2 separate regions of the Mus musculus genome follow, and region 2 is linked to region 1. Evidence: chromatin contacts called from ENCODE POLR2A ChIA-PET data. All regions are on one chromosome and are shown on one strand. The core of a region is the stretch at or near the end of the contact, and the rest is flanking DNA. Distances in the headings are between cores, read along the strand shown.

Region 1 (4,289 bases), core at 532-3,031:
GAGCTATTAATCAGGAAAGCAGTTTCCCCTGCAGGATCAGAATGGTCACCTAAAGTGACCCAGAGGAATGGCTGTTCCTTATGAATGCCCACTATTTAGATGGTGGGTGTTTGTTACACTTTTATTCAAAAAGTTCTGCTAGGAGTTGCATAGCTTTTCCTCTCCCCGCTTACATTTCCATAGGAACTCCCTGATCCAGCTGCTCGAGTATTTAATCCACAAATCCCTGATGCCCATCCTTGTCAATCACTTTAATCCACTCGTCTCAGGTCAAAGTTCGAGCACCTTACCCAGTTAATTCTAAGTGCTTCCCGTGCTTCAACACACTTTCTTTGGATAGACACAGCATCCACAAGACACAGCATCCTGCATTTGTGCAAAAGCTGCTAGATGCTTTCTAATTAGTTTCGAATCCAAAGCAGTTTGGGGGGAGGGGAGGAGAACCCTATTATCTTGTTAATAAGATGTTGCTTAAACATTGTTTAAGGGATACATTGTTTTTCTTGGACCTGGACAACCAATCTCATTCCTCACAGCCTTGAGTTTTTGTGGTGCAGAGGGATACAGCAGACTAGCTATATTTTCTCCAGCATAGCCATGTATGGTTTTTGTTGTTTAATTTAATGGACTTTGGAAGGAAGTGCAGTCAAGGCTAATAAATAGCAAGCATGCAAGTGTGCATTTGGTTGGGAAAAGACACTGACCTGCGAATACCCTCCCTAATTAAAATTAGGTAAGCCCTTCACTGCCACAACACTCAAACTGCAAAGGCCTCAAAAGATACGAATATAATAGCAAGTTCATGGAAAAAGATCAGAGCTCTCTACTGTGTGTAGGAAGTTAACTCTTAAGAGAAAATGGTACTACAGACATCGCAGTAGCCAAACTGCACAGTTGATTTTGAACTGTGCCTCAGCTGGCACCAGGCAAAGTCCCACAGAAGCCGATCAGAGATTAGAGACGTCTCAGAGCATAAACTATGCTTATCTCTGTCGCCCACTCTCTTGAGGTTCAGAGCTGGACAAGCACGCAGATTTCAGCACCGGGCACTGGGTCAAAGGTCAAAGTTTCCTGGCCCAGGCCTGGGCGGAGTCCCAGCAACTCCACAAACTCCCACTAGGTGACTTTCCAAACTGTTACAAAAGTGAAGGCCAACGAAGGAAACTTGTGGGAGAGGCAGGACACTTGGAAAGAAAAGTGCCCAGACCAACACCCAAAGAACTGTAAAGAAAAAAAGAAAGAAAGAACAAAGAAAAAACTTATCAGGAAAACTAAAAGAAACCGCAGCCCAGGTCTTGGCGAGCGGATTCCTGTCAGATCCAGGCAGTGAGCAAACACTCTGCAACTTTGCACGCACAACTGTGCACAGTTCAGCTCCAGTGTGCACGCGTGCACCAGCGCGCTCCACCGAGCCTTCCCCGGCCCGGCAGTTAGTTGAGAAGCATGCACGTAAGGATCGGGCCGAAGGCTGTAGTTCTGGGACACTGAAGCATGCTGCACCTTCTCGGACTTCATCAAACTATTTCCACCACACCCGGGGCGCGAGGCCCGCTCACCTGCGCGATGCCGGCGCCCATCAGCCCGCCGCCGATGACGGTCACATGCTTGATCAGGATCTTCTTGGCGGCCGCCGACGCAGAGGAAGAGGAGGACATGGAGCGCAAGAATTGCCTGGTCACGAACGCCATAGCTCAGTGCAGCAGCCGAGGAGGAGCAGTGGGGACAGCGCGAGAGGTCCCGGAGCGTCGTGGGCGGGGTCGGCGACGTTGGGGGCGGGGCCTCGAACACGCCCCACCCACCCGCCTCCTGCACAAGCTGCAGGTCCACCCCGCCCCCCCCCCCAGAGGGCGGTGCCAGGACTCAGGCCAGCATGGACTCCGGCAAAGCAGGGACCCACCAAGAGACAACCTGTAGTTGCCTTCACAATCTGGTGGGCTGGAGTTGTGATCGTGAGAATTGTGTTTAGAATGAGGACGGTAACCCCGGATAGAGAACACAGGAAGGGAAAGCCTGGCTATTGGCCAACTTTCTGCCTAGTACTGTGCTAGTGATAACAGAATTACTGCTGGTTTTACTTCTAAGCGTTCATCTGGTGCCCCCAAACTCACCGTCCAGAGGAAAGCCATCCGCCTTTCACCCCACTGGAAGAAATGATAGTTAATCCTGTGTGCAATGAAGCTCCCTGCAAAAGTCTCATCTGTGTCTCACATTCTGCAGAATAAAACTAACTTCCTGTCTGAATGTTAGAGCTCGAGTCCAAGTTCTCTCGGGCTGTTTCTAGTTACCCACCTCTGTATCTAACTTAGGTTACATCGAACTTAAGCAATGTGTTGCCTAGCAGACCACTTGCTCCCATCCGTCCCAAACTAAAACAGTTAAAACAACAACAACAATAACAACAACAACAAAAACAAACAAACAAACACCGGCATAAAACCCTAGGAAAAGAATTACTTGTTCCACTGTAACCTGCCTGCCCAGGGTCTTCAGCAATGTTCTGTAAGCCGATGGCTTTATGACCTTCTTGCTCTGTAGCTATAAAAAGTTTATGTAACTCTGTCAGCAGTGAACCTTGTCCTTCAGAATTGTTTCCATGCCTGTTCCCTGCCTCGGGCTCTTGCATGTGGCTGGGAAGAGACTCTCCTGCACTCCCTTTGAAGCAGGGGCTATGTTTTGCATTGACCCTTTGAATCTTATTTTTATATTTAATTCTTCAAAATAAGCAAAGCCTACTGAGTGCTACATTCCAGCCAAGTCACAAAAATAAAATAAAATAAAAGATACTAGGAACGGAGGTAGAAGGCTACCCACAGAAACCCAACAGCTTGAAGAATGAACACGTTTATGAAGGAAGGAAGGAATGTGTACAGCAGTCTGAGGAAAGATGCAAGACAGAGAGGAGAGGCCCCTATGGCTGAGTTGCCACTGAGAGAGGACAGCACATTTCCAGGAGGCTTGATGAGAGGGTTGCAACTCTTAGTTGTCATTTGGAAAGATGAAGTATAATCCAAGTTTGGTGCTGTGATACTATAATTTTCTCTTTCTTTCTTTCTTCCTCCCTTTCTCTCTTTCTCTCTTTCTTTCTTCCTCCCTCCCTCCCTCCCTCCCTCCCTCCCTCCCTCCCTTCCTTCCTTCCTTCCTTCCTTCCTTCCTTCCTTCCTTCCTTCTTTTCTTTCTTCATCCTTTCTTGTTTCTTTCTTCTCACCAGTGTATTATCTGTGCACTGTATGGATGTACGTCCGAGGAGGCCAGAGAAGGGCATCAGTTTCCTGAGCTTGGAGTTAGAGATGGTTGTGAGCCATCATGTGGGTGCTGAGAATCAAGCCCAGGTCCTCTGAAAGAGCAGTCAGCGCTCTTAACCACAGAGCCATCTCTCCAGCCCTATGATATATTCTCAAATGATATCTCTGTTGTAATATTTCATGTGTACCTCACACCCAAGGTAATGTACGTTTTCAGATCTCTGCTTTTCCTTGGGAAAGAATGATAAATGGGTCTTGATCCACTTGTGCTGCTACAACAAAACCCCCAAATGTCTCCTGGGAGCAAGGCAAACCCAAGTCAAGGTGCCATCAGGTTCATTTTCTGATGTCGACCCACTTTTAGCTCAAGGATAGTTCCTTGTATCTGCAGACGGTTGAAGGGTGTGATGGTGAATATTGATTGTCAAATGGAATGAATCTGTAGCCGACTAAGAGAGCCACCTCTGGAAGACTCCATGGAGGTATTTCCAAGAAAGGTTAACTGAGGGGAGAAGATGTCCTCCCTGAGTGGGCAGCACCTTATACAGAGTGGGGGTGGGGTGCACCCTAGATATAAAGTGATCTGAGAGAGAAAAAATAGACTTCCTGCCTGCCTGCCTTCTTCTCCTGCTGGAGAATTCCTCTATTCTGCTGTAGCTGCTGCAGTCATCCTTCCCTGACATGAGCACCTAACTTAGGCCTTCCAACATGGGATGAAGTGCAGGCTCTCTAGGGCTCCTCCAGGCCTTCAGCCAGACTGGGACTGCTGATGCAACCAGCCTCGCAGACTGAGTGGCTGTGACAGCCTCAGCCTGTCCAGTGGCAGGCACCACTGATGGACACTCCAGCCCCGCTTGTGTAAGCAAGTCTATTAAGTCACATCTCATAACGAACATTACCCTGACAGCCCTCCTTCTAGAACAGTGTTCTCAACCTGTGGCAAACCTCCCTCTCCCAAAAATACTTACAACTCATAACCGCAGCAAAACTACAGTTATAAAGCAATAAAATAATTTTATGGTTAGGGGGTCACTACAACACGAGGAA
Region 2 (4,289 bases), core at 800-3,299, 290 kb after region 1:
ACAAAGATTTGACAGTTAAATTATGCTCAGTGGCTCGACTTAGGTATCAGGAATTCATCTGGCTCTTGCTTTTTGGACACCTGGACGGTGCACTATCATACTGTTGGAAAAGCACTACTGCTACACAGCAAAGTAAAAAGTTGGTTCAACAGCACCTCTCAAGGATTTGTTCTTAAAATACGTTTATAAGCACCGGAACTTAAATACACTCGGTTGTCCCTTTTATTTTGTAGCTGTCCCTTTAGTCTTCTCATTGTGGCCTTTTTGATGGGCGAACGCTTCAACAGAGTTTAGCTGTAAGGACCAATTTAGTCAATTAGGACTCCCATGGCTCCAGCTGTATCTATGCACTATTTCCCTTGAGCAGGAATGGGGGCTCTCTGAGAAATGGCTGGTTCTGGGTGGCACCCGCCCCCACCACCTTAGTCTGAAACTTAGAATCTTTTAAAAGAAAACAATTATTTTTTTAGGTGCATACAAAAGAATAGGTTTCTTTATGACATTTTCATAAATATATGTGATTGGCCTTTGTCCACATTTTCTTGTTTATCATTGTCCTTATTTTTAGTCTTTTAGTCTCATTCTTGTGACTGCTATAAGCAGAATTTAGAATTGTATTGAAATTCAGTCCTATATACTATTAGATTAAGAATCCCCTAGATAGAGCTAAAGGATGGAACACGCCTTGAATCCCAGCACTCAGGAGTGAGAGGCAGGTGGATCTCCGAGTTTGAGGTCAGCCTGGTTTACAGAGTGAATTTCAGGACAGCCAGGGCTATAAAGAGACATCCTGACTCAAGAACACAAAAACAAACAAACCAGAAAGAAAGAAAGAAAGGAAGAAAGGAAGAAAGAAAGAAAGACAAAACAAGCAAGCAATAAAGACATTTTATATATATGGTGGAGGAATAAGATCTGATTTGCATGTTAGAAGTACCTGTCTGACACTATTGAGAACAGAGAGGTTGGCAGAGGAGTGATACTTGTTGTGTGCGTCTCTCTGTGTGCGTGGTGTGTATGTGTGTGTGTGTGTGGTGTGTGGCGCGTGTATCTGTGCAATGACGACTCCTGTTAGACGTGGAGGAGGGAGATTAATTTGAGACTTTGTCAGTGGAGCAAATAGGAACTGACTTGCTAGCAATAGGCTATGCAAGTAAGCCTCAAGTGTTGATTGATATGTGTGTGTGTGTGTGTGTGTGTGTGTGTGTGTGTGTGTGATCACTGGTCGTCATCAGTAGCGGAGTAAGCAGCTAAATTTTGTGAGACTGTGGATGTTTGCAGTTATGGTTATGGTGAGCTTAAAGTTATGGGGATGAGTGCGAAGGGTTATAACTCCTGGAGAAGGCCTCCCCCTCCCAGCCCCATTCTTTTACGAACTGATCATGGACTATATGTGGTTGGAAATGCCCTTTATAGGTGAGCATTCCGCCTTGCGTACCAGGGAACCTGGATTTTAGTCCTCTATGAGTAGCAAGTACTAGAGAAGCCCCTTTGTGGCTAGTCAGCGGCAACAAACACTGCATAGAAATTTCCTGATAGAAAGCGGCTCTCCAAGTGGGAAAGGCGTCACCTTACAAATACTTTCTAATCCTTGATGAGATACAGTTGATGTCAAAAAAACATTGTGCACTGAGTAGGATTGCAAAGCGGTGAGCAACATGTAATGGTGAATTCACTTAAGTAATCCTACTTTTTGCAGGGCTGGGAAACATTTTTTCAAAGTCGGCCTAGTTGACAAGCGCACACATCGAGCCTGTGCAGTGTTTGCGGAAGAAAAGCTAGAGAGCAGCAGGAGCCCACGTCAGCTTCTTCCCCTACCAGCCTCAGCTCTAGGGAGCGTCTCCCACGCCCAGCTCTGCAGGCGTCGCTCCGCCTCGCTCACTGCGCATGCTCAGCATCTGAAGGCTCTCTTCAACAAACCCTCAGACCACGCCCCTCGTCCTGGGTCAAGGCGGAGCTTCAAGCGCCCCTCCTGGTGATTGGATGTTGAGGTCTCGACCCCGCGCCTCCGCTTCGCCCCGCCCTCCACGCTGCTCGGATGCCTAGCTCCAGCCGAGGCGATCACTAGCTGGAGCGCACGTCAGCGCGCGCCTGAGCCCGGGGTGCAGGCCCCGCCCCTTCTCCCTGCTCCGCCCCGCCCCTCGGCCTCTCTCCCACTGCTCGGCCCCGGGGCTCTCAGCAGCAGTGCATCCGCGCTCCGCGGCCATGGAGATTCCTGGGAGTCTGTGCAAGAAAGTCAAGCTGAGCAATAACGCGCAGAACTGGGTGAGTGGTGGCCGCAGGCCGGAGCGCGGGGAGCGTGGGTGGCTGTGGGAACCGCGGGCTGCCCGTGCATCCTGCGGGAGCCGGGGGCGGGGACCCGGGCGGCGGCGGCCGGTGAAGGCGAGTCCAGGCCCGGAGCTGTCCCCTAGGCTGGCGAGGCGGAGGGCTGCGGCGGAGGCAGACGGAGGCGCCTCTGCACGTTCCGGGTGTGCTTGGCCCAGGTTTGGGTCGGTCTCCGAGTCTTTACGTTTCTGAGTTGCAGTGTACTGAGAGAATAACAATGTGGTCATTCATGGATCGGGACTGCAGGACTGAGGTTCTTTGTGTCTCTGTTTTAAATTGGAATGTCGGACACAGACATACTTTTAAAGACTCGATTTCTGGTGACAGTTAGGTGTGGGAAGATTAATAGTTTCTAACATTGAACAGCGAGTGCCAGTTGGCTTCATTGGCCAAGTGCTATGGCTTCAGAGGGTCGTTTACTTCTGTAGTTTATTCATTGGTGGTGGCAGCTAAGATGGTAAGCGCGAAGCTGGAGACCATCCAACTTTGGAGGCTGCAAAGGCCCTGCTTCAGCGTTAGATGGATTTTTTTTTTCTTTTATTCCGCAGGTAACAGGATCATGAAGTTTAATTTAATCTTGTAAATCATCACCTGCCCTTGGTGAGTCAGGAGAAAGTTAAAAAAAAAAACGCTGTTTCAGGCTAGTGTTCTTTTGAAGTCATTGATTTGCCACGTCTGCTGTCAGATTCAAGAATTCTCACTGTCTTCTTTCATCCTTTACCTTAACTTCTTAGAAGGTGAGAGGGATGTGAGATAAAAGGGAGATTAGGAGGTTGGAAGGGACAGACTCCTGGCGTGGGCTCCAGTCCCCCGCCTTGCTGTTTGTAAGTTGGGTGATCTTGAGGACAGTCACTCCACTCTGAATCTCAGGTGACTGGAGGGTGTAACAGTGTGTCCTTCTCAGGATTGTCTTTCTGAGTAGAGAAGATAACGAAGGTGAAAGAGCAACGAAACCATTGCTCTGAAACTCCGATTCAGCATCACTATTGTTGCTAACAGGATTTTACGGATAGGGAGGTAAGTTGACTAAATTGGAGTATTTCAAAGAAGTTTCAGTAATACTGTCTGTCTATAAGTCATTTATTTAAAGATCATTTTGTTATTTTTTGAGTCTGAGTGTTTTCCCTGTGTGTATGTGTATGCACCAGGTGCGCGCCTGATGTTCCAGAAGGGTGTGTAGGATCCCCTTCGGGCTGCAGTTACAGGTAGTTGTGAGCCACCATTGTGTGTGTTCTGGGGATCCTCTGTAAGAGCGAGTGCTGTCAACTGCTGAGCCAACTCTTCTGCTGCCCTAATTCATTTATGTATTACATTATTTGCTAATGTAGAGATCCATATTTGACAGCTATAAAAAACCATGGGGCTCAGGGCTTGCTTTGCAGTTGCCCATGGCAACTGATTGTTAAGGGCATATGTTTTTATGGGCCACAGTGAGTGGCCTAAGATAGGAGTTTTATTGCAGTTTAGAGGCAAGGTTAGTTTGGCCCCAGGGGTTTTTATGAGTTTATGGAGAACCTCATATTTCTGAGGTGGGTGGAGCCATTACATCCCTGAGCGGAGACATGTTTGACTACTGAAGGTAGTTTTTGTTGGGGAGCAGAGATAAAGATGGGGTGGAGCAGGGTTGTGTAATGTAAATGTTTGGCTAAAGAGTTAGGGTGATTTTTCTAGGAGATTTGGAATGGAGTTAGAATTTTTTAAATTTTTCTGAACTTTCCTTTTTTTCCAGTCTCTAAAAGAATGACCTCCTCTAACACACTTAACTCATCCGATGGGTGTGAGTGTAAAAAAAAAAATCTATGCACTATTATGTTAATGTTCTCATTCCATAAAACGGGCAATCCAGGAAGACTGGTTTGCAGAGGAAATGCAGGCACCGACTGTGCCATCGTGAGGATTAAGTTGGCAGACTAGAAGCCTGGTTGACATAGCCACACTGTTTAAGGTGTTCTTGTTGGCCAATC

What was found. ChIA-PET counts read pairs that join two places held with the same protein, here RNA polymerase II (POLR2A).
Region 2: POLR2A ChIA-PET joins it to region 1 with 22 read pairs in Patski. The contact joins the promoter of Papss1 here to the promoter of Hadh in region 1. POLR2A ChIA-PET finds 5 or more read pairs at or near these places in 2 of 5 experiments (Patski and embryonic stem cell).

What each region holds. Positions count from the first base shown.
Region 1 is chr3:131,270,320-131,274,608 of GRCm38, forward strand. It overlaps Hadh (hydroxyacyl-Coenzyme A dehydrogenase), which reads right to left and starts at 1,782. Exons shown (of 8, transcript NM_008212.4): 1 at 1,557-1,782. The coding sequence starts at 1,688.
Region 2 is chr3:131,562,719-131,567,007 of GRCm38, forward strand. Papss1 (3'-phosphoadenosine 5'-phosphosulfate synthase 1) reads left to right here and starts at 2,050. Exons shown (of 12, transcript NM_011863.2): 1 at 2,050-2,265. The coding sequence starts at 2,206.